Linked DNA regions of Mus musculus: region 2 is linked to region 1. A link is a loop called in an ENCODE intact Hi-C map of the cell type or tissue named here. Cell type or tissue: heart. All regions are shown on one strand. Each heading gives the region's core, and the rest is flanking DNA. Links, peaks and the distances in the headings are about the cores only.

The links. Hi-C counts contacts between places; a loop is a spot of excess contacts. Peaks named below come from ENCODE experiments on the same cell type or tissue, not always from the same donor. Only the 100,000 strongest peaks of a DNase experiment are listed, where the experiment ranks them.
Region 2: a loop joins it to region 1, with 2.6 times the contacts of the local background. A loop is called at or near these places in 7 of 42 quality-filtered maps.

The regions. Positions count from the first base shown.
Region 1 is chr12:25,353,114-25,364,124 of GRCm38, forward strand. Gm36723 (a long non-coding RNA gene) reads left to right here and starts at 2,788. Exons shown (of 12, transcript XR_001780577.2): 1 at 2,788-2,875. In heart, for the core only: CTCF peaks have their summits at 2,315 and 6,240; no DNase peak of the experiment used is centred there.
Region 2 is chr12:25,087,689-25,098,699 of GRCm38, forward strand. Id2 (inhibitor of DNA binding 2) reads right to left here and starts at 8,404. Exons shown (of 3, transcript NM_010496.3): 1 at 7,975-8,404; 2 at 7,623-7,686; 3 at 6,111-6,888. The coding sequence starts at 8,322. The coding sequence ends at 7,630. In heart, for the core only: CTCF peaks have their summits at 4,741 (motif pointing right), 7,594 and 8,369; DNase peaks (open chromatin) are centred at 4,783, 5,253, 7,083 and 8,493; H3K4me3 peaks cover 4,477 bases; H3K27ac peaks cover 5,858 bases.

The DNA of each region.
Region 1 (11,011 bases), core at 2,058-10,057:
CACAGGACCAACATGATTCAACGGTACTGTATACAAGAGGCAGGATAAGCCACAAAGAAACCCAGCCTAATCCATGAAGGGCATCACTTGGGTTCAGTGTCTTCCCATAGCATTGTTCAGTAAATTTGAATGGACAGAGGGCCACTCTGGAAACAGTGGCTTGGGGTAGCCCATAGGTAGAAAATCTAATTTTGTATCTTGACTGAAAACACAAAGCAGTTACTGGGATTGAAAATCATCCTAGCATTTGATTCTTCTTTAGATTTGGCGTGGCTCCTTCAAAGTCAACACCTAGATACTTAGGAGACTAAGATTCGAAGGCTGGAGAAGTGAACCCCGTTCACGCTTGGTTTAGTCTAGACCTTCTAGAATAAACTTAACTGTAAAGAGATCCTGGCCTCCAAATGTAATTCCACAGATGCACTTTGATTTCACAGCCATTGATCAATAATTCATTGAGCCCGTGACTGCGATGACATGATTTAATATGTCCGGCTAAATTATGTCCCCACAGGAATGCTCGTGCAGACCAAAGGAAAGAACAATGGCCACTGTGCCAGCATCACAGAGCGAGCTGTGCCTCGGGATGGAGTCAGTAGTGGTCTCAAAGCGGGGAAGCTGTGAGGGATCTAGATGGCAGAGGGACTACATTTTAATCCCTGCCCATCAGGAGTACCCAGGTGACAGTGAATGTCACCTCCAATCCCAGCTCTGCAAAGATAAAGTAGCCTAGCCTCAGGAGAATTAGAATCTGCAGCAACCCCAAATCTGCCAGTCAAGAGTCCTCCTTCTTACTGTCAGCTGCTGTCGCCATTGTGTCCCAGTGTCTCTTGCAGTTTCTCCCTGTTCAGAGTAGTGGAAAGGCACGGGGTGAGTTGGCAGAAGTAGCCAGGCTCATGTTCGAAGATATCGATGATAGGAATAGGGGGTTTTTGGAGAGGAAACCAGGAAAGGGGATAACATTTGAAATGTAAATAAAGAAAATATCTAATTAAAAAAAGGAAAAAGCATATAGCAAGGTTTGGTTTCTATTGAAAGAAGAGTCTGCTCTATCTGTCTCTGACTATTGTATCATCTGTCCTCCGGATCTCTATTTATCTCTGTTTCTGTCTCTGTCTCTCTGTCTCTCTGTCTCTCTGTCTCTCTGTCTCTCTGTCTCTCTGTCTCTCTCTATCTCTCTCTCTCTGTTTGTGTTCATACATGTATGTTTGTTCATGGCAGCATGTGTGGAGGTTGGTTTGAATGCCTCCATGAGCCTCTTCACTGTATTCTGTAACATGGTCTCTCACTGAGCTAGCCCTTTTGGCCAAATGGCGATCCAGCAAGCTCCAGATCTACCTGTGTCTGCCTCCCAGGGCTGGAGTTTCAGATGCACACTGCCACAGCTGGCTCTTTACAGGGGTGCTCAGGATCTGCCCTCAGGCCCACGTTGGGCAGCAAGCACTTTACCCACTGAACTGTCCCTCCAGCCCATGCCCGGAAGATTTTGAGTGAGAATAAATTGAATACTAGAAATAACTGGGTGACATACAGCAGCTCCATTGTTTCCACTGTGGTGAAGCATGCAGAGTCTTCTAGAAAGCCTTTTCCCTTACTCTGAGATCTCTTTCCCCTGCTCCTGAAAGCAAGAGGAAGCAACTTGGAGTACTGAACTTGGCTTCAGTCATACTCCTTAGGGAGTAACTCCAATTGTTCACCACTGGCTGTGTGATCTTGGCAAATTATTCAACCTCTCTGTCTTATGTCTGTAAAGCTAAAAGTTGGAAGGTACCCTTAGTGACACATTATCATTCCATCTCAAGAGGAAGGTACCATGGGCTGGGGTTTATCAGGCAAGGGATCTGGGCAGGACAAGGAGGAAGGGCATGGTGAACCAGAGTATCTGGACTTGGTTCAGTGAACCCAGTTCCATGCCTGTGCTCAGTGGGAGCCTTTTATAAAACAATAACCTACCTTCTATCTTGGAGGGGTATCAAAAAGTGTGCATCTTTGGTTTCATTTTATTTTTTATTTTTATTTTGAGACAGGTTCTGACTCTGTAGCCAGAACTTGAGCTAGAATTGGAGGCAATCCTCTTTCTGAAACCACCCAAGTGCTGGCATTACTAGGGTGAGCCCACTGTATCCCATATTCCATGTGGATTGGCCTAATCATGGGAGGTATGAGTGTCTTAGCCTGACATCACAGTGGTAACAAGTGAGTCCCACTCAGTGGCTTACAGGGCAGCTTTCATATCCATTATGACCAGGGGACAGGCACCTACAGTCTAAGGGAAGGCAGGGCTCATGCACTTCCTTTCCTTTCCTCTTGGAGGCCTCTGAGTCCCTCGGCTCACAGTACCTTCCATAGTCTTCAGCATGTCCCATTGTTTCAGGCTCTTCCTCTGTTGCCTGCCATTCCCTGAATTCTGCTGCATCCTTCCCAAACCCTCACATTGACTCAAGGTCTAATCATGTAAGTGAGGATAAACTGTCCTGTAGGATGCTTAATTTAGTTACAACCACCAAGTCCCTTTGGATGCTAAGTGTGGTGGTTCATCTTCATTGTCAACGTGACTGGATTTAGAATCACCTAGGAGACACACCTCTGGGTACATCTGTGAGGGCATATCCAGAGAGGGTGATTTGAGGAGGGAAGGTTAATCTGATTTGGGTAGCATCATGACATGGGCTGGAGTCTCTCCCATAGAAAGGGGAAAGTGAACTGGCTACCACACTCTATCTCTCTCTGCTTCCTGTGTATATGACCAGCTTCCTCATGGTCCATCTCGGTCATGATAGACTAGACCTTCCACTGCTGAGCCAATCTTTTTCTTTCTTGTAGGTTGATTTTGTCAAGTAGTGAAAACAGCAATACACAGAATAACCCAGACATGGTAAGATGCTAAGGGTTAGGATTGGAAAAGTTGTTCACTGGACCTCAGGGACCAAAGATGGTGACAAGATGCAAGGAGGGTGCTGTCAGGGTCCTGCATCCCAGTGGGGAGAGTAGACTGGAGGCTGGAAGAAGGTAAGGTCTGGTCTACATCTACTGGTCACCGAGGAACAAGGAGGGGACATCTAGGTTTCTTGCTTGGATGTGATAGATAAAATAATGACTGAAATATTCCAAGTGTCTGCTTCCCAACTAATAATGAGTACAAATTCCAGAATTGTCTATAATTTTTAAGATCTGTGACAATGAAAGAACTGATAATTGTAAACAGGTTAGCACCGGATTGTCTACACTGATTTTGCCCAAATCATTAATAAGCAAATGGACCAGCAGCTGCTGCAGCCTTGTAAGCAAGCTGTTCTGAATTGCTTTTGAGAAAAGTAAAAGAAGACTCATAACAATGAAGACTGAAGGTGTTCCTTAGAGTTAGTTTGTTTTTTTTTTGTTTTTGTTTATTTATTTATGTGTTTCCAGGTGTTTTCTAGAGACTGCATCTTAGAATGAACAGCTTCCTCTGTTCAAAAAGCTAAAGAGCTGAGCTCAGATCAATTAAACCCTTTAATTTAAAAATTGATGTGGCATCATTAGCTGTGTGTTTTCCACTGCCTGAAGGCAGCTGAGGTCTTCATGACTTGTGGCCCTCAGCTTTGACTTGGGTTTTCTTATCTTCCTTATTTCTGTTTAGTTCCATAATGACCTTGTCCCCCCCCCCCCCACACACACACACCAGGGAATGACTGTGCTTGGTAAGCGTTGGCTGATAGATAATGAATGGTTTTGCGGTCAGAATTCCAGGCAGGGCTTCACTGAGATCATCTTGGATGGCCAGAGAGAGCTCAGCAGCCTTTCTCCTGTGGCTGATATTCTTGGACCACTTGAGGTGATTTGCTTCACAAGCTGAAAGCCCCAACAGGATGGGCTGACTCAGCAAACCATCCTACTTCCACATCCTCTTGGGTCTTCTCAAAGCAGACTCTCTATCAAGGCAGCTGAGATATCTCATATGCCAACCAGGAATGCTGGAACCATGGTCCATACTTACAGCTCTTCTGATGGCTGACTTGGGAGCTGGGTTAGCTCTGGGACATCAGATAAATTTGGAAGGGACCTAGTTCACTGTGTCTCAAACATTACATGGGACATATACTCTCAGAAATATCGGTTATTGATATGAACTCACATTGAGTGGAGTGGTGTTTTTTGTTCTTTCTTTCTCTCTCTCTCTCTCTCTCTCTCTCTGTCTCTCTCTGTCTCTCTGTCTCTGTCTCTCTGTCTCTGTCTCTGTCTCTGTCTCTGTCTCTGTCTCTGTCTCTGTCTCTCTCTCTCTCTCTCTCTCTCTCTCTCTCTTTCTTTCTTTCTTTCTTTCTTTCTTTCTTTCTTTCTTTCTTTCTTTCTTTCTTTCTTTCTCTGCCAAGAATTTTCTGGAGTGAGTTTCCTAATTCTTTGATTTTCAAAACAGCTGTAGATTGGCCATATCCAATGGAAGGGCAACAGAACCCAGCTGTCCATGAAAGAAGGGCCAAAAGCTGTGTGGCCCTTTAATTCACCACTAACAGTGCACTTTCTGTACCTTGTCACACTTTGGAGTCTTAATCTTCCCCAGCTAAAGCTTTGGGCCCTTTCTCATGGACTAAAACTCTCTCTCTCTCTTTTTTTTTAATTACGTATTTTCTTCAATTACATTTCCAATGCTATCCCAAAAGCCCCCCCCCCCAACTCCCCTACCCACCCATTCCCATTTTTTGGCCCTGGCATTCCCCTGTACTGGGGCATATAACTTTTGCCTGACCAATGGGCCTCTCTTTCCAGTGATGGCCGACTAGGCCATCTTTTGATACATATGCAGCTAGAGTCAAGAGCTCTGGGGTACTGGTTAGTTCATAATGTTGTTCCTCCGATAGGGTTGCAGATCCCTTTAGCTCCTTGGGTACTTTCTCTAGCTCCTCCATTGGGAGCCCTGTGATCCATCCAATAGTTGACTGTGAGCATCCACTTCTGTGTTTGCTAGGCCCCGGCCTAGTTTCACAAGGGACAGCTATATCACTGTCCTTGCAACAAAGGCTTGCTAGTGTATGCAATGGTGTCATCCTGAGTGAGGTAACCCAATCACAAAAGAACTCAAATGAAATGTACTCACTGATAAGTGGATATTAACCCAGAAACTTAGTATAGCGAGATATAAGGTACAATATGTAAAACATATGAAACTGAAGAAGAACGAAGACCAAAGTGTGGACACTTTGCTCACTCTTAGAATTGGAAACAATCACCCATGGAAGGAGTTACAGAGACAAAGTTTGGAGCTGAGACAAAAGGATGGTCCATCTAGAGACTGCCATATCCAGGGATCCATCCCATAATTAGCCTCCAAGCGATGACACCATTGCATACACTAGCAAGGACTAAAACTCTTAATGACTTGAAGCCATCAGTTGTCCCAAGTGATAGTCAGTAATGTGAACACATCAGGCAGCATGGTGCATGGTGGGAAGATCATCTGTCAGTGGGAACTGTTGTGTCTACTGCCATTTAAGTAGTGGAAGAGGTAGAGAGCATAGAGATGTAATTAAAAAGACATGACGGGTCATTTCTGCACACAAAGTACATTTCCAGACAATTGCATTTGTTGCAATTTTGGAATCTACACATATAGCTTAGACTTGACACCCGCTTGCTCCTGTTCTTAGCCCTATGTAAAGATGAGCCATTTAGAACCTTGGGAGATCTGGAGTGGGCCAGCTAGACTCATATGGAGTCTATACATATGGGTCAAATCAAATATAGGTAAAACAACGGGGGCAAAATGTGTTTTGAAAACTAGAAATGGGTTTTGGGGCTCACCAGAACGCATAAATTCACTGAGATGAAAGGCCCTATGGGTGATAAAAATGTCTCATTTAAGAAATTAAACGATCCTGTCATTTGTAACAGGAATTAATAGCACTTTAAAGCGGACTGAGCGCAAGGCGATCCGGGTGAGTCACAGTGGCCTTCCACATTTGCAGTGTCCCTCAGATAATTATTAATTAACATGACATCAATTGTCTCAGTGCAGCATCATGGTGCAGACTCAGACACACTAATGGAAGGCACTTCTTATCGAGGCTTCCTGTCCTTTCGTAAAATTAAAATGCTAAACTAATTAAAACCAAAGGTACTTTAAAAAACAGTTTGCTTCCAAACAGATTTTTAATATATGCCAAGCTGAGTGGGAACCTAGAGCTATTTTTTTTTAAAGTGAGGATCAGAAATCTATTTAAAAAGGAATTTTGAATATATGTCCCAACAGCCCCCTCTACCTCCACATAGCCAATATGGCATTGGTGTTGATTTCACTAAGGGCAGAAGTTGGAATAGGGTTGTTGGTTTCTCAGGAGCACTGGCCAAATAATTGAAATGTAGGTGATTATTTCTATATCACTTAAAATAGTTCCCTGCATGGCTTTGGTGTGAATTTCTCTTTCTGCTCTTGAGTGAGTCCCTGAGCAATCTGCTGCTAGGCTGTTTCACCCCTGATTATCCTGGAGATTTTTGTGTGTTCTTTCATGTTTGACTCTGAAGATGTTTTGAATATGCCCAATGTGGTCTCTTACTCAGAATGTTTTTGTAGTTTCAATCCCTCTGGCATGTTCTTTCTATAAACTGTCACATAGCTTGTTCTTTCTCACTTTTCTGGATCTAGACCACCCTGTGAATGGAATTCTACACTAAGCCTAGAATGCTTGGTGAGCTCTTAGAGGGTGTGCGTTGCTCCCTCATTACAGCTTGAGTGTACTTCTCTAGTAGTTGACTCTTCAACTAGAAGGCTAGCATCCTGAGGGCAGGGACCACTTTGCCTGCTTAGCTCTGAAGCCCCCCACCCCACCCCTGTCATGACGTCCAACATTTGTCAAAAAGAGGAAAATGCTTAATCCATCTGCAGTGACAAGAGATATTTCCAGAAAGACTGGCCAAGAAAGAGACAAAGATGTTTTAAAGAAGTTGCTGGTACCTCATTGTGAGACCTTGAAGACATTTAGATAAAAGGATGTGGGCAGGATGTGGGAAACACAGAATATGCTCAGCTAATCTCTGGATCAAAGAGAGAAAAGGAGAAAGAATGATGACATTAAAATAATTGGGTGGATCACAGCGCGGGTGCGGCAAGTGCTCCACGGTAGGAACCGGAGGCTGAGGGGGTTTTCAAGATGAATCATCTTTTTCTTTTCCCCTCTGTCTCCCTTTTGTAGGCCCAATTTGTTTTCTTTCTAGGTTTAGAAATATTCAAGAAATGCTTGTTAGGTAGTTGTTAGGGAGTCCCAGTCTTCTCTCCTCTCTTTGGCACCGATAATATTGACTCATGGTGGGAGGGTCACCAGCATGAATACCTGGTTCATTTACAAACTTTCAATCTCTCTGATATAACTTCACTTGCATTCAAGCTTGCTCTCTCTCTATGTTGAAGAGCTTCTAGTACCCAAGAGTTTATCTAAAGATGAACTGTTGGCCTTTTTCTCCTGTGGAATCTGCTGGACACTAGTCAGGGTCTTGTTTGCTTTTCTAGTTTCTGTGATGCACAATCAGGAAGCAGAGAGACCCTAGCACAGGGAATGGTGCCACCCACAATGGGCAACTTTTCCCACCTCAATGAGCCCAATCAAGATGCTACTCCTCAGGTATTTGAAAAGATCCATCACCCAGGTATTTCTCGATCTCACTAAAGTGACAACTGAGATGAGTCATCACAACCAGGGAAATGTTCATCTTAAGGTATTGGCAACATGCTCTGATAGTAGTTTATATTTTAGGATTTTGAGTGCCCTTTGTCCTCTTATGGCTAAACTGCTTCGTATTTATTCTGAAATGAAACTAGGTTTGCTAGTTTATAAAGAGGTCTAAGCTAGCAACAGGCAGCACATGTGGACATAAAATATGTTGAAATAAGATTTGGCAATTGGCCAGGTATGGTGGAACATGCCTATAATCCCCAGTACTTGGAAGGCTGATGCAGGAGGATTGTGAGTTTAAAGCCAACCTACCTACCTAGTGAGGCCTTATTTTACAAAATAGGAGGTAGGGAGTGGATGTATGGGAGAGGACTGGCAAATGGAAGAGTTCAATATGGTATCTATTAATCATCCCCACCACCATCCTCACCAATGCTACCATCATTACCATCACTGATATATTCATGACCCTCCTCCTCCTCAGCACCACCATCATCACCATCATCCTAATCACAACCATCATCCTCATCATGCTGTGGGTAAATAAAACATGTGAAGGAGAAGGAACACCAGAATGCTTCCCTTGTAACTTTTCATTAGCCTTGGGAGACCATAGCAACCATTTTAATTTTCCTCTGCTGTGGCCTTAATATAATTGAGAGAGAAGTCAATTTAAATCAGACAATCTATCCAGCTATATATGTATATATTCTGTATATGATATCTGTATCTAGCAGACAATTCCACAAATATGTTTTGATGGTATCTGCATCCCAGGACCATGTAGCACCCTCAGGCCACACAGAGGGGTTATAATTCCAACACTGGGGGATGTTAACTCTGTCCAAGGATGTCCATATTTGGGGTTTAGCTCTGCCTCTTCATTATGATTCTGGGGTTTTAAAGCCATAGCTTCTGACCGAAGCTCATTGAAGGTCATCCCGTTTGCTATTGGCACAATTTTGTGAAGAGGATCAATGACCACTAAGTAAGGAGTAGTCCACCACTAAGTAAGGAACATTTCCTGGCTGTTCACCTTTGAGCAGCCAACGGAGCAAGCCAGGAAAACTGGAAGAACCCATTTCCGAGAAATAGCTTGATCCAGGGGAGATACACAGAATTTGGGATGCATGTCTACATTAAAATCCCCACTAGCCTCAGTCAGCTTTTCAACCTTAATTCTGTCTTACTGACTTCTATGGGCAGATGGCAGAGGGAATGCACACACCTATTAATGTCCTTCTCCCTCTAAATTATTCAAGGTGACACTGTATCAGCTGGGCTCTCCAAGAGGATGATCCTAGGTGGTTTCAACTAGGTACTGGCTTTTGTTTTTCGGAGTTGCATCTAAACCTTGCCTAGGCACCTCGTGTTTCTTTACCTTGTCCATCCTCACAGAATATTCATTTTGTCTGCCAGAAGCTTGGTTTAACCTTGAGCCCCTTACTCTCCTTTCTCAGTGACCTAATGGCTCCAGTCTATGCCATTTTCATTTCTTTTATGGTATTAATTATCTCCATAAGGCTGGGGGAGATGGCCCAGTCAGTAATTCTCTTACTTTGCAAACATGAAGACCTGAGTTTAATCCTCAGAGCCAATGTTAGAATACCAGCTGCAGTGATCCACACTTGCAATCAAGGTACTGGGGAGGCAGAGACCTGAGCACTCCTGAGGCTTATAAGCCATCATTCCAGACTACTAGGAGAGATCCTGTCTCAAATGAAGTGGTGCTCTTCCTAAGAATGACTCCCAAGGTCGTCATCAGCATCTATACATTCAGTCATCTGCTTGTGTACCTGTATACACATGTACACACCCTACATGAACATGCATACATGCCTATATTTCCTCCTGAGACTTCTCAGAATTTAAGTGTACTAGGATCCAGAGACCAAAGTTTTGAGCACTTCTGACCCATGCTATTGGACTTAGGTATGGCTGGTGTGAAGGTAAGGATTGACTCCTCTTTTACATACAGGTTTGCTGTGTTTTCTTTGTATGGATTATCTATTTCTAGTTGAGAGAGGAGCAGAGCAGTGGTCAACCCATCTTGGGTGGCCGTCCTAATGATTGTTGGGATAGTTGTCAGCATGGCTGCCACCTTGCAGGATGCGGCACTACATTCACAAATCTGGCAGACAAGGCTTGAGCTTCCAGGAAGTCATGTACAGAGATGGTTGAGGTGGCGATGCTGGTGTGGCATGCAGGTGGTTGTGGGTTTGCAGCCTGCCATGGTGACTGCTGGCCACATTCTGAATAGATAACTATCTAAGGCCCCAGGGCCTACAGCTAAACTTGTAGCCAGGCCTCTGGATGGACACATTTTGGGTTCTGTGGTCTCAGTTTAACTGCCTGTCTAACTTCTGCTCATCTTTGAAATGGACACTTTACGTTCTGGCCCCTGAAAGTTGTGTCTCCATACACTGGGCTCTCTGCTGTGTCTTTGTCACCTAGGCTTTGAGGCCATCCAAGCTGTCATCAAACTGCTCCACCTAGCAGATGCCTGGTGGATAATGAGAGCCCATATGGATCAAGGCCGCCCCTAAGATCAGCATGCGTGTTCTTTAAGCATGTCTGGAGGCAGAGAACTGGATATATTCTCTGTCTGTATGGCACCCACAGCAGATGAGCTGGGATATTTATTATTTTTGGTATATTTTCCACTCACATGTTCCATTTTTGAGATTAAATTTGCTGGAGAAAAAAGAAGGCATTCCATCAAGACAGATTGGGTGGAGACAAGATGCTGAAAGGCCCCTGGGGAGGAGAACACTGGGTGACGTGTGTCCCAGCTGGTAATGCTTCCCTTCGGCTAAAGGAACATGAGCTCATGGTCACTGGCTCCACAACAACGCTTTCTCAGAATCTTCCTGACCCACATTCCTAGATGTGATAATGCTGTGGTGGTAGGTGAGGGTGATCATATGGAACTCAGTGTTTGAATAGGAGGTAGGGTAACAGCCTTTCAATGGAAATCTCTTCTACACAGAGAAAAGAAAGCTTGCTGCCAAGGAAGTTTTTCTTCATAATATTATATACTTACATGTTTCAATAATTTTTTTTTCCTGTACAAACCAGAGTGATAACCACGAAGCAGACTTGGCTTGGGAGCATGCAGCAGGAGGGTCTAGGAGAGTGGGCGTATGTGGGGGTGGGTGTTGTGGGAGAGCAGGATTTGGATGAGGGAAGAAGTACGCGCACAGCTGGGGCCACCTTTTCTGGCGCTATCACTTCACCGTCACAGATGTTCCCATGGTCTGCGTGGTTTGCAGCCAGCTTCTTTCCTGATGCATCACTCCCAGACTCTCCTGATTCGAGGGCACATGGTGGCCTGCTTGTCCCTCAGCCAAGGCCTCAGCTGTCCAGGGCAT
Region 2 (11,011 bases), core at 944-8,943, 270 kb before region 1:
GCATCTCTCCTTTCTTCAGGAGTTCCGAACCTGGATTTTAACCTGTACATAGTTTTAAATTTCAGCGTGTTAAGTCTCAAACCCTGGGACCAAAGGCTGAGGTGCCTATTTATATATCAGATCGGACCTGGTCTGGAGGTAATTCCAGCATCCCTCAGTCCCCGTCTGTTAGAGTATGGCTGGCAAACCCTGCCACCCCACCCTAAACTTCTGCTGCCCAGGGACTATGTGCCCTTCCCCACATAATCCAGCCGTTTTGGTTCCTTGTGCTTTTTGTTCCTTTGCCTGTCTTGGCTGCTGTACCTCCCCCCCCCCCACCCCATAGTCCAGCCCTATCTGCCCATGTCCACTCTGGACTCTCCCAGATGTCCCTGCTTCTGGCTCTGCTCTCCCACACATCTACAATAAACGTTTTTCTTCCACCACACCCAGGAGCACTCATCTCCTTTCCTTCCTTGGGTTTCTTTTTTTTTTTTATTTTCACCCACAGTGACCATATTACTTGTATTTTATTCATTTTGATCTCTTTCTGTCTTTATGTAGCACTTTGTGGTTTTCTTACATTTTCAACCAGTGTATTTTTTTCCTGATCACTTTTCTGTTCGTAGTTTAGATTCTCTACATTGATTTCCCCCTTTGCTGTGTGTGCTGTATATCCTACACAGTAAATCGTTTCCAGTGCTGGTTGTATCTTTTTTGATTATAACTATCTTTCACGAAGCCGTTAGATGAGAAATCCTGTGCATTTTCTCTACAAAAGCAAAACAAAACAAAACAAAACAAAACAAAACAAACTCCGCTTTTGTCAGTCGGGTCCTCAGGGTGTCGCTGGCTAGAATCTTACTTCCATCTTAATGAACTCTTCTTAGCATTAACATTGCTATAGTAAGTGGGTCTGTATATGACTCTCTACTCTAGATCAGGGCAGTCTGGTTGTGAATTTGAAAAGAAACCTCATTCCCATGTTGAGATGGGCATGAATCCCAGGTTCTTTAGTATCTAAAACAAAGGGACACGTCACACAGTGACCACGGTCAGGTGTGCTTTTAGAAAAAGAGTTGAGCATAGAATACAGCGCAAAGGTCGGAAGTTGGCTTGAGTAAGCACAGAGCTTGTTTTTTGTTTTTGTTTTTTTTTAAGATTTATTTATTATACATAAATACACTGTAACTGACTTCAGACACACCAGAAGAGGGCATCAGATCCTATTACAGATGGTTGTGAGCCACCATATGGTTGCTGGGATTTGAACTCAGGACCTTTGGAAGAACAGTCAGTGCTCTTACTCGCTGAGCCATCTCGCCAGCCCCCATTGTTTTGTTTTTTAATGAGTTTAGGCGGAGGGAGGAGCTGGTCCTCAGGGTGAGGAGTGGGGTTAGGATTCTTAGCTTGATTGACAGATGAGCTGTTCCTGCATTGGGCACGTGCCGCCTTTCGTCTTAAGCACATGTATGGTCCATCACACGTACATCATGGGATGACTGTAGAGAGACTGAGTTGTGTATCGTATGGATGCATTACTTATCAATTAGAAAGCCCATGGCCTACGGCTTAGGCAGGAAATAGAAGGTGGGGCATCTTGGAGGAGAAGGAATTCTGGGAGATCACCTGGGAAGATGTGATAAAGACAGATGCTTGGTAACTAAGCACAGGTAACCAGCCGTGTAGCAGAATGTAGGCTAGAATAAACAGGATATTTTAAGTTCTATCTAGTCAGAGAAGAACCAGGCTACATGGCCAAGGTGTTTGTAAATATATTTTGAGTCTGAGTCTTATTTCTGGGAGCATGGGGCTGGGAAGAAGAACCAGGGCCTAAGTTCAACAGATGGCAAATAGGGACTTCCCCTGACGGGTCACTCCAAGGACAGTAACCTCACAGAGCTAGTGCCCAGTACTGCTGCCTCATTTATCTCTCCTACCAGGAAATGCCTGACTCCAAATTACTCACCCTAGGGGCCTCTCTGGGGGTATCCTACAGGGAGGGGCAGACACATTCTTCTAAGAGGAGCTACCCCAGGTACCTGGGCTATTTTACTGGTATATTACAGATCCATTCTACTTTATGGTTTGATCCAATCTGCTCCCCCAGTTTGCCACATCTTGTTTTTAATTGGCCAAAGTCCCAGTTTGTTTACAGGAGTCACCTTACCTGGGGCTGGCCCAAGTATATGCACATTGCTTACTGCCGCTGTTCTCCCTCCTTCTCTCCCTTCCTCCCTCCTCCCTTCACCTCTCCTCCCACCCCCATAGTATGTGTCTGTGTATGTTTATGCCCGTGTGTATGTGTGTGTGTGTGTGTATGAGAGAGAGAGGAAGAGAGGAAGAGAGGGAGAGAGAGAGAGAGAGAGAGAGAGAGAGAGAGAGAGAGAGAGAGAGAGAGAGAGCATGTGCCCTTAGAAAAGCTCCACCCTCCTGCAGTCTTGGCCTGTTTTTCTCATGGGCCCACTTCACTAAACACAGTGACCACCTCCAGGCTTCTTTGATCATCTTGCTGCCATTGCTTACAGGGTCCTTGCCATGTCCTCATCTTCCTGGGGAGATGTAAAGACTCACAGACAGAGGAAGGATCCCATAAAGCTGAGCCAATGAATTTATGACAGTTATTTACTTACAGGATTATCACCCAGGCAGTCACGGGCAGGGGTTATACCACCTGGAAGCCTGTGGGCAGCCTGGGTGGCAGAAGGCAGGGCTGATTGGGATCTCAGGCCAGGGTCTTTTGGCCTCTTCCCGTTTTATATAGGACAACCTCCAGGCTCACCTAGATACCAGTTGGATTGTTCTGCTTAATTCAGACTTCAGACCAAGGTCCTCTATAGGCCATCACCATTGTTCTGCTTGAATAGCAGTGCCAGGTAGGTCTAATGCCAGAGGACACCCAAGCCTGGAGCCCCCTTTCTAACAGCAAGTGATCAGAACTTTACTTATTTATTTATTGCTTTTTTTATTTTTATTTTTGTTTTTTTTCGAGACAGGGTTTCTCTGTATAGCCCTGGCTGTCCTGGAACTCACTTTGTAGACCAGGCTGGTGTCCAACTCAGAAATCCACCTGCCTCTGCCTCCGGAGTGCTGCGCCACCACGCCCGGCTGTGATCAGAACTTTAAAGGACACATGGGGAATCAGGCTGAGGAGTTCTGGGGCAGAGGATCATTGAATTTAAGAATTTCTATATCAGCTTTTCACTAGCAAGAATAATACAGTCATTGCTGTTAGATTCTAACCTGGAAGCCCTTTCCCAACAGGGAGCACGGAGAGACTAAAGTGGTTTGTCCACTGACTGCACCAGTGTGTATGGACCAGCTTCTGTACTATGGAGGGACACACATCTGCCTGTCTCTTAAGGATCTTAAGACAGCACTGGGCACTGGGAACAAACTAACCTACAGTATCGTTTGACACCAGTGTGACTATTATTCTAAGTGCAGGGCAGTGCAGAGAAAAAAAAAAGTTCTTTATTTCTCAAAATTACAAAGAAGGTACTGCATTAGCAGAATCTGTAGTAGACATCACCACAGACTAAAGAAACAAACCCAGCATCGTGCTGGAGACGGAGTTATCTTAGAAACCACAGCTTGTTAATGGAACAGAGAAAGCGTTCTGAGAAGAGTAAGGTCAAGGGCTGGGGGTGTAGCTTGGTGGTGCGTGCCGGCCGTGTATTATCAAGGCCTTGGGTCTGATAACTAGCACTATAAATAAACCAATGTAAGGAAACTTAAAACTTACATGGTGAAAAATATCAGCAAATGAAGCATGAGAATGTTTAAATTTGCCTCAATGTTATGATTTTAAAAATCTCAAAATTCAGGCTGGAGAGATGGCTCAGCAGCTAAGAGCACTGACTGCTCAACCAGAGGTCTTGAGTTCAATTCCCAGCAACCACATGGTGGCTCACAACTATCTGTAATGGGATCTGATGCCCGTTTCTGGTGTGTCTGAAGACAGCTACAGTGCACTCATATGTACAATAAATAAATCTTTTTCTAAAAAAATCTCAAATTACTCAAATTTAGAAGCTGAAAGAATTTTTGAAACTGATAAAATGTGCACAAACCCTCTAGACCTACATCTTATTTAGAGGAAGAAAAAAAAAACCAAACCTGGCATTAAGGTCTCGCGTAAGGAGGCTTTGTTCATTTTTCATTCCGATAAAGCAGCGGTCCGTAACCTTACCAGTGTTGCAACCCTTTTATGCAGTTCCTCACGTTGTAGTAACCCCCAATCATAAAATTGTTCTTGTTGCTGCTTCATGAGTGTAATTTTGCTACTGTTGTGAATCATAATGCAAATATCCGATCTGCAGGATATTTAAGATATGACTTCATGAAAGGGTCATTCAACCCCAAAGAGGTCACGACCCACAGGTTGAAAACCACTGAGATAAAGTAACACTTGGGGCTCTGGTTAAAAGGCATGAAGCAATTAAGGAAAAAAAAAAGTTAGGGACAGAAGTGCGGAAGCATGCTGCCAAACTTTCTGACCTAACAACTGTGCAGTCATTTTTCCAGTCACAAACTGGTAGGCGGGAGATAGCATAACTAGTAAGATGCTAATTGGCAAATAGGTTGTACGCAGTAAAGAGGTGGAGCGGATTTATATATTCGTGCTAGCGGCAGTCTTTAGGGATGACATCAATCATTTTCAGAAGGCTTGGTCAGGATAACGCTGCTGGCCACCGGCTCCCTGCATCCATGCCTGTGTACAGCAGAACCGTAGGCCAGCGGCGATCCTCATATTTGCCAGAAGGTGGCGCTCGGCCTCCACGGCGCGACCAGCTGCAGTTAGAAGTCCCCTCCAAAGGAGCCACTTTCCCCCAGGCTGAGGCTGATTAGAAGTCATTCACGTGTCGCTGGTTGTCCAGCGACCCTACAGGTGCTCCGAAGGGGCCTGCAGTTCCGATGGCACAATTGTACTTCAGGGTCAAATCCCCAAAGCCATCCGAGGGGAGAATGAGATCCGGCAGACGTGAAGCTGAGGACAGGCAGGGTTGGGGCAGCAACTTGTTCTCTCATACTTCTCTCCCGCTTTGTGTGCGTGTGTGTGTGTGTGCGTGTGTGTGTGGCGGGGCAGAAGGGTGAGGGTGGGTGGGATGGCAGAGCGCACCTGGGTTGGCCCGGTGTGCATGCAGGGGCTATAGTAGGCAACAGGTGACTAGTGTATTGGGCGGCTGCCAAGGGCTCTCGCTCGCGCAGTCTCCAACCCAGGTGTAATGGGCAAAGCGTGCATCCCGGGTATATTCATTAGGGACAACCCCGCCCTGCAGGAAGGAGGCGGGGACCACCGGAACCGAAGCTGCCCCTCCTCCATTCACCAGGATGGATTCGGTGTCAGGGGAGAGGAAACACCGCAGCCAAGGCAGACTAGCAGGCGCCACCCAAACACCTGCTTGGCCTAGAAAGTGGCACCAGGTGCGACTCACATACTCGTACCTCTTGTCCCATCCTTTCTCTAGGCTGTGCCTGTCTTCCCTGGACTACTTTCCAGAACCACCCCTTCCCAACCAAGTCACTTGCAACTTGGGAACTAAATCTAAGCACCTATTGAATGCATATTCAAATTAGCGGCCCGGTGTCCTCAAGGCTCTGAGTTGGATGGAAATGTTGGTGATACCTTTTTTTTTGGTGAGTGGGAGGGGCTTTTCTCGCACCTTCCCTCCGTTCCTTGAGGTCCAGAGTGCAGTCAAGGGTGAAGAGCACTTAATAGCCACAGAACTGGGAGAGCAGCTGGCCCAGGCAGGCCTGGGTGAGCCACAGGTGGAGGAGACGAAGGACTTCTGGAGTTCGTGGCCAGGTTTAAAAGCGTAACCCCCAGGGGTGACCAGTGACAGCCAAAGCCCCTTTTCTCTCTGCTCCAAAGGTGTCTTTCTAGAGGGCACACCTAGGAACTCAAGGGGAGTCTTCTACAGTCCCGTTTAAAATCTAGTCCCAATGCACAGGCACAGAGCCACACTGCTAGGTGTGTTGCGTTTCCAGTCCCCATCCCTCCTAATGGCAACAATGTTTCAGTCTACTGGGCCGCCACGGGACACACATGTGATAGAGGGGGTGAGAGAACAGAAGGAGGTGCCCCAAGCAAACACAAGACACCTCAAAAACCATTCAGAATCCCGGCATTGATGTCAGACACATTTTATTATAATCTTAATACAGTCTACATAAATTTGAACTGGTATTTATTTGGGTTCAGTTATAACATAGCATAAAAAAAATCAAAGCACTGGTTGTCTGAAATAAAGCAAGCAATCAACATTCAATAAACACACTTGATTTATTTTGTATAAAAGGGTTAAGTTTACAACTAAACTTTTATAAAAAGTTTAGCATAAGTACGTCATTACATTTTAATGCAGAAATAGGTTATTTCTGCCACTATACAAGAAAACTCTAATTAAAGAGTCCACAAGGTTCACTCAATATATATATATTTATATATAAATATATACACAGCATTCAGTAGGCTCGTGTCAAAAAGGCCATTTCTGACCGAAGACTTCATTTAAGTAACCGAATACTGGGTCCTTCTGGTATTCACGCTCCACCTTTGTGAAAAGGCAAAGTCTGCTTACATTGGGCAATTCCTTGTGATTTTTTTCTTTTTTTTTTAACGTTTTCGCTCCCCATGGTGGGAATAGTATATAAAGAAAACCTTCCAACTGTAGAAAGGGCACTGAAAGTCTCTCATAAATAACGGTATCACAGTCCAGGCCGGAGAACGACACCTGGGCAAGACGATCATCCTTAGTTTTCCTTCCGCTTTCTTTTTAAAAAGGTCCATTCAACGTGTTCTCCTGGTGAAATGGCTGATAACAAAAGTCTTAAAAGATCTTGTAGACTTCTTCTTGTGCAAAAGAAAAAGAGAAAGTAAAAAGAAAAAAAAAAGTCCCCAAATGCCTGCAAAAGATTGGGAGAGAAAGGCAGTTTAGGAGAATGTAACCTAAGGGCAGAGGCGGGCGAGCCTGGCGCCGAGGAAGCCACAGTTTGAGCATTTAACCAAACCCTGGCGTCCAGATGCGGCACACATACCCGGCCCCAGCAGCACAAATTAAACATGAAAATAGCGGAGACTCCAGGGGAAAACTTCCCAAACCCAGTCTCCTATTTGGATCTCTAACAGCCCGCTCACAGGCGCCAGTCTGCTTCTTGTAACAATTATTTGATTGAAAACAGCCCTTTAGTTAACAGATATGGAAATCTGGATCCCAGAGCACAGGGGTAAGGCTCGGGGTAGCCGTCTTCAGCTAGCCAGAGAAATCTCAGAGGACTACAGTTTTGGGAAAAGAGAATCACTATGGAATTTGTGGCGATAAGATTAATTACAGCTGAGGTTACCACCTCAGTGTACCGCCACTGGGCTCATAAAAGTCAGCCACACTTGGTCCTGACACCTTCATAGTAAGTTACTGGCATTTCTTTTCTTTCTTTTTTTTCTTTCTTTTCTGTTTTTGTAAAGGCAACTGTTCTGTAGTCCTGAGCAACCACAGCTACAAGCCCCTTCATGCCTATGTGGTAAGTCAAGCGGCACCCGTAACACAGTGAAGTAAGCATGCATTTACCAAACCAAACATTTAACAGACACACAAGCACATTACCGAAACGCGCACACAGGAGGCACCCGCAACACTCACCATTTATTTAGCCACAGAGTACTTTGCTATCATTCGACATAAGCTCAGAAGGGAATTCAGATGCCTGGGGAGAAAGAGGATAAAAGGCAGGATATTAGGTAATCTTAAAGGAAGGTAGCCCCCCTCCTCCTTTCACAAAAGTGCCAACAAGTCCCATGAAACAGGATCATGCTACAGCGCAGATCCAGATGCAACCCACACAGAACTTATAAGTAGCGATTTCACATGACGCTCAATATACAGTTTCCTCAAAAATAAAGTTAATGAACCTGTCTCTACGATGGGCTTTAAGAGTGACAGCTCGGGAGACCCGGAGCGTCTGGGCAGTGGCGTACTTGCAAGCTAGTCTCACCTGCAAGGACAGGATGCTGATGTCCGTGTTCAGGGTGGTCAGCGGCGTCCTGGACGCCTGGTTCTGTCCAGGTCTCTGGTGATGCAGGCTGACGATAGTGGGATGCGAGTCCAGGGCGATCTGCAGGTCCAAGATGTAATCGATGACGTGCTGCAGGATTTCCATCTTGGTCACCTTCTTGTTCTGGGGGATGCTGGGCACCAGTTCCTTGAGCTTGGAGTAGCAGTCGTTCATGTTGTAGAGCAGACTCATCGGGTCGTCCACCGGGGTTTTGCTCCGGGAGATGCCCAAGCTGTGGTCCGACAGGCTGTTTTTCCTAACGGACCTCACCGGACTGAAGGCTTTCATGCTGCTCGTAGGAGGAAGACCGGGAGGGAGCCGCCACAGGGGGCTGAGCTGACTGCGCGGCACCAGGCTCGGTTCAGAATGAAGCGCGAGCCGGGCGGGGCGTCTTTTATGTGCACTCGCCCTGGCCGCTCAATCGGGCATCCCTGAATTGCCATTGGTGGAAGGGCTCCCGTCCATCATACCAGGCGAATTCTCCCATTGGTGAGTATGAGCTCTCGGTTCTTCCGCGTTCGCAGCCAATGCCTGTAGGGTGGGAGGAGCGGGCGAGAGCCCAGCTGGGGTGGCAAATTGAGTACAGTGTGCGCTGGGCGCCCAGGGGGCCTGAGTGTGCAATTGTGCCCGCCTTATTCCAATTCCCAGAGCTGGCAGGACCCCTGCCCCGGGGGTGTGCCCGGAGCTAGCTATACCCGCCCCCAGGACTTCCAGCAGCCCCACTCTCTCCGCACAGCAGACGGGAAGTCACAGGTCGCTAGCGTTAGGGAAGACAGCGACCGTGGCAGAAGGGAAAAGAAGCGCGCTTTTGGGAAGTCACATTTGTAGTGTTCCTTCTTTTAAGATAAAGGAAAGCTATTTGGGGAGGGGGGGGGAACCTACCCACATACACGTCCACGACAGGTTTAGCGTGAAGCTTTGCAACTTGGAGCAACGCGGGAGGCCTTCTCGGAAACTCAGTGACACGAATTGTAGGAACACTGTGCGGTCTCCCTCAGACCGCAGAGGAGCCCCGAGGGACCCGGTGCATTCGGAACTCCCCCCACCCCCAAGAATGAGGCAGGGTTACTATAATGACTCCATTAATCGAAGGTCATTAGTGGGGTTTGCACACTGGAACTACATTTACATACACTGCCCTTGGTCTGTGCCCTTCAGTGTAGGTGGCAAAGTGATGCGATTAATTATGCACAAATCGTGATTTCTGGTGTCACATTCCAACACTTAGAGCTCTTGGGAAGCTCTTTGTCAGGTAGGTGGTCCTAGCTATTGACTGACAGCTTATCGCTGTTTTTAAAAGAAAATTCTGTTACGTACGAGGTTTGGAATCTTTCAGCACCCTTCCTAGATGCAGCCACATTTTGAAAAAGTTTAGAGCTCTTGACTCCAATGCTTTAATTCTGAATTCTTGTTTTGCTGAAGACTACCATATATTAGTCGTGTATTAAAGGAAAAAAAATATTTATGTTAAGCCCAAGAAAGGGTTTTTGGTCTGAATCCCCCACATCCTCTGAATGCAATAAAGAGGAAGAATGCAGAATCCAGGCAAAGCTCTGTGTGGAGAAACAGTATTTTCCCTTCAATTAATGATTAATTCCTCAGCTGGTGGGCCAGGCGGTCTCTGACCTCCACGTGACAGCCATGTGCCCCAGGGCTTCTCTCTAAGGAGGCAGAGTCCGGTGATGTAGAGGCGGTAAAATCCGTCCATCTCAGTTTGGAGACTGCAGAAGGACTCTGCCCTGCAGGAAAATCTGCGCAAGGCAAGGCTTGCAATGCCTCCTGCGACTCAGCGACAGTGTTCGATTGACGACTCGCCTCTGTTATTAAGCCTGGAAGTGATTTACTATCTGAGTCCCCCCCCCCCCCAACAGTTCGAGCCTCTTGATGTACTTTGTGTGCATGTGTTTCTGTCACATACGTGCCACAGCGGAACAGATTTTGTTTTGACACTTTTGGTTCATGATGTTATACTCTGAGTATTTTACAATAATAGCCAATGTAAACAAACATCTCTGGGATTCTCAAATTATTACTTATGATTCTTGGACATTGCATCTCTGCGGTACTGACGCATTCTTAGCTTTTTCCAAGGACACCGTATGTTAGCACCCGTGCCAGCCTCATTATCCCAACAGAAAGGCCCTGGGCTGGATGATAATGAGCGCTGTGCAGCATCGCTCCACACACTGGCAGCGACCACGCATGAGCGCCTTCTCCCAAGACCATTCCTGTACCCTGATATAGTAAAATTGCTAAATATGGTGAAAGTTTTCTGGCGTTTCTTTCTCTGGCTGCCATGCCAGAGTCCAGTCTGCCGAGCTGCGCTGAATCCGATTCTGTTGGCACACTACCCAGTTTTTGCATTCATTTAAAGATCATTTTTAAGGGGATTGTGAAACTGTTTAAGTTAATGACTGAAGAGGACCGAGTTACCAGTAAGTCTGTCACAGCAAGCCCGGGCTGACATTTCTTAAAATTATGGTCTGGGTCTGGGGATTTGGTGGGAGCCCCTTTTGGGGCAGCTTATAATGGCATATAAAAATCTGTCCATTGGTGTGGATGTGGATTTTCATCAGAGAACCCTGGAGTTCAAATGGCCCCAGCTGCAGGACGTGCCCAGCTGCAGTAAGGGCGGGATCCGTGGGTGGTGGGAAGGTGTGAAGGGCTTCCGGCGGGTGTGTGTGTGTGTGTGTGTGTGTGTGTGTGTGTGTGTGTGTGTGTGTAGATATTGGCCACCCCAGCTACCTACTGGGACGCCCCCCATTTAAAGCAACAGACCCGCTTGGAGTTGCCCGAGCCCTGCTACCAGGCCCCCAGATCCCCCACCGTGTCCAGGCCACGCGCGGTAATCAGAAGCAGGTTCCTGCTCAGCCACCTTGGCTACTATCCCCGCGTGATGCCACGAGGGCGGGAGGAGCCGGCTCGGCGCGGGCGAGTCTCAAGGTCTTCTCTGCACATCTGGCGCAATTGGGAGCTC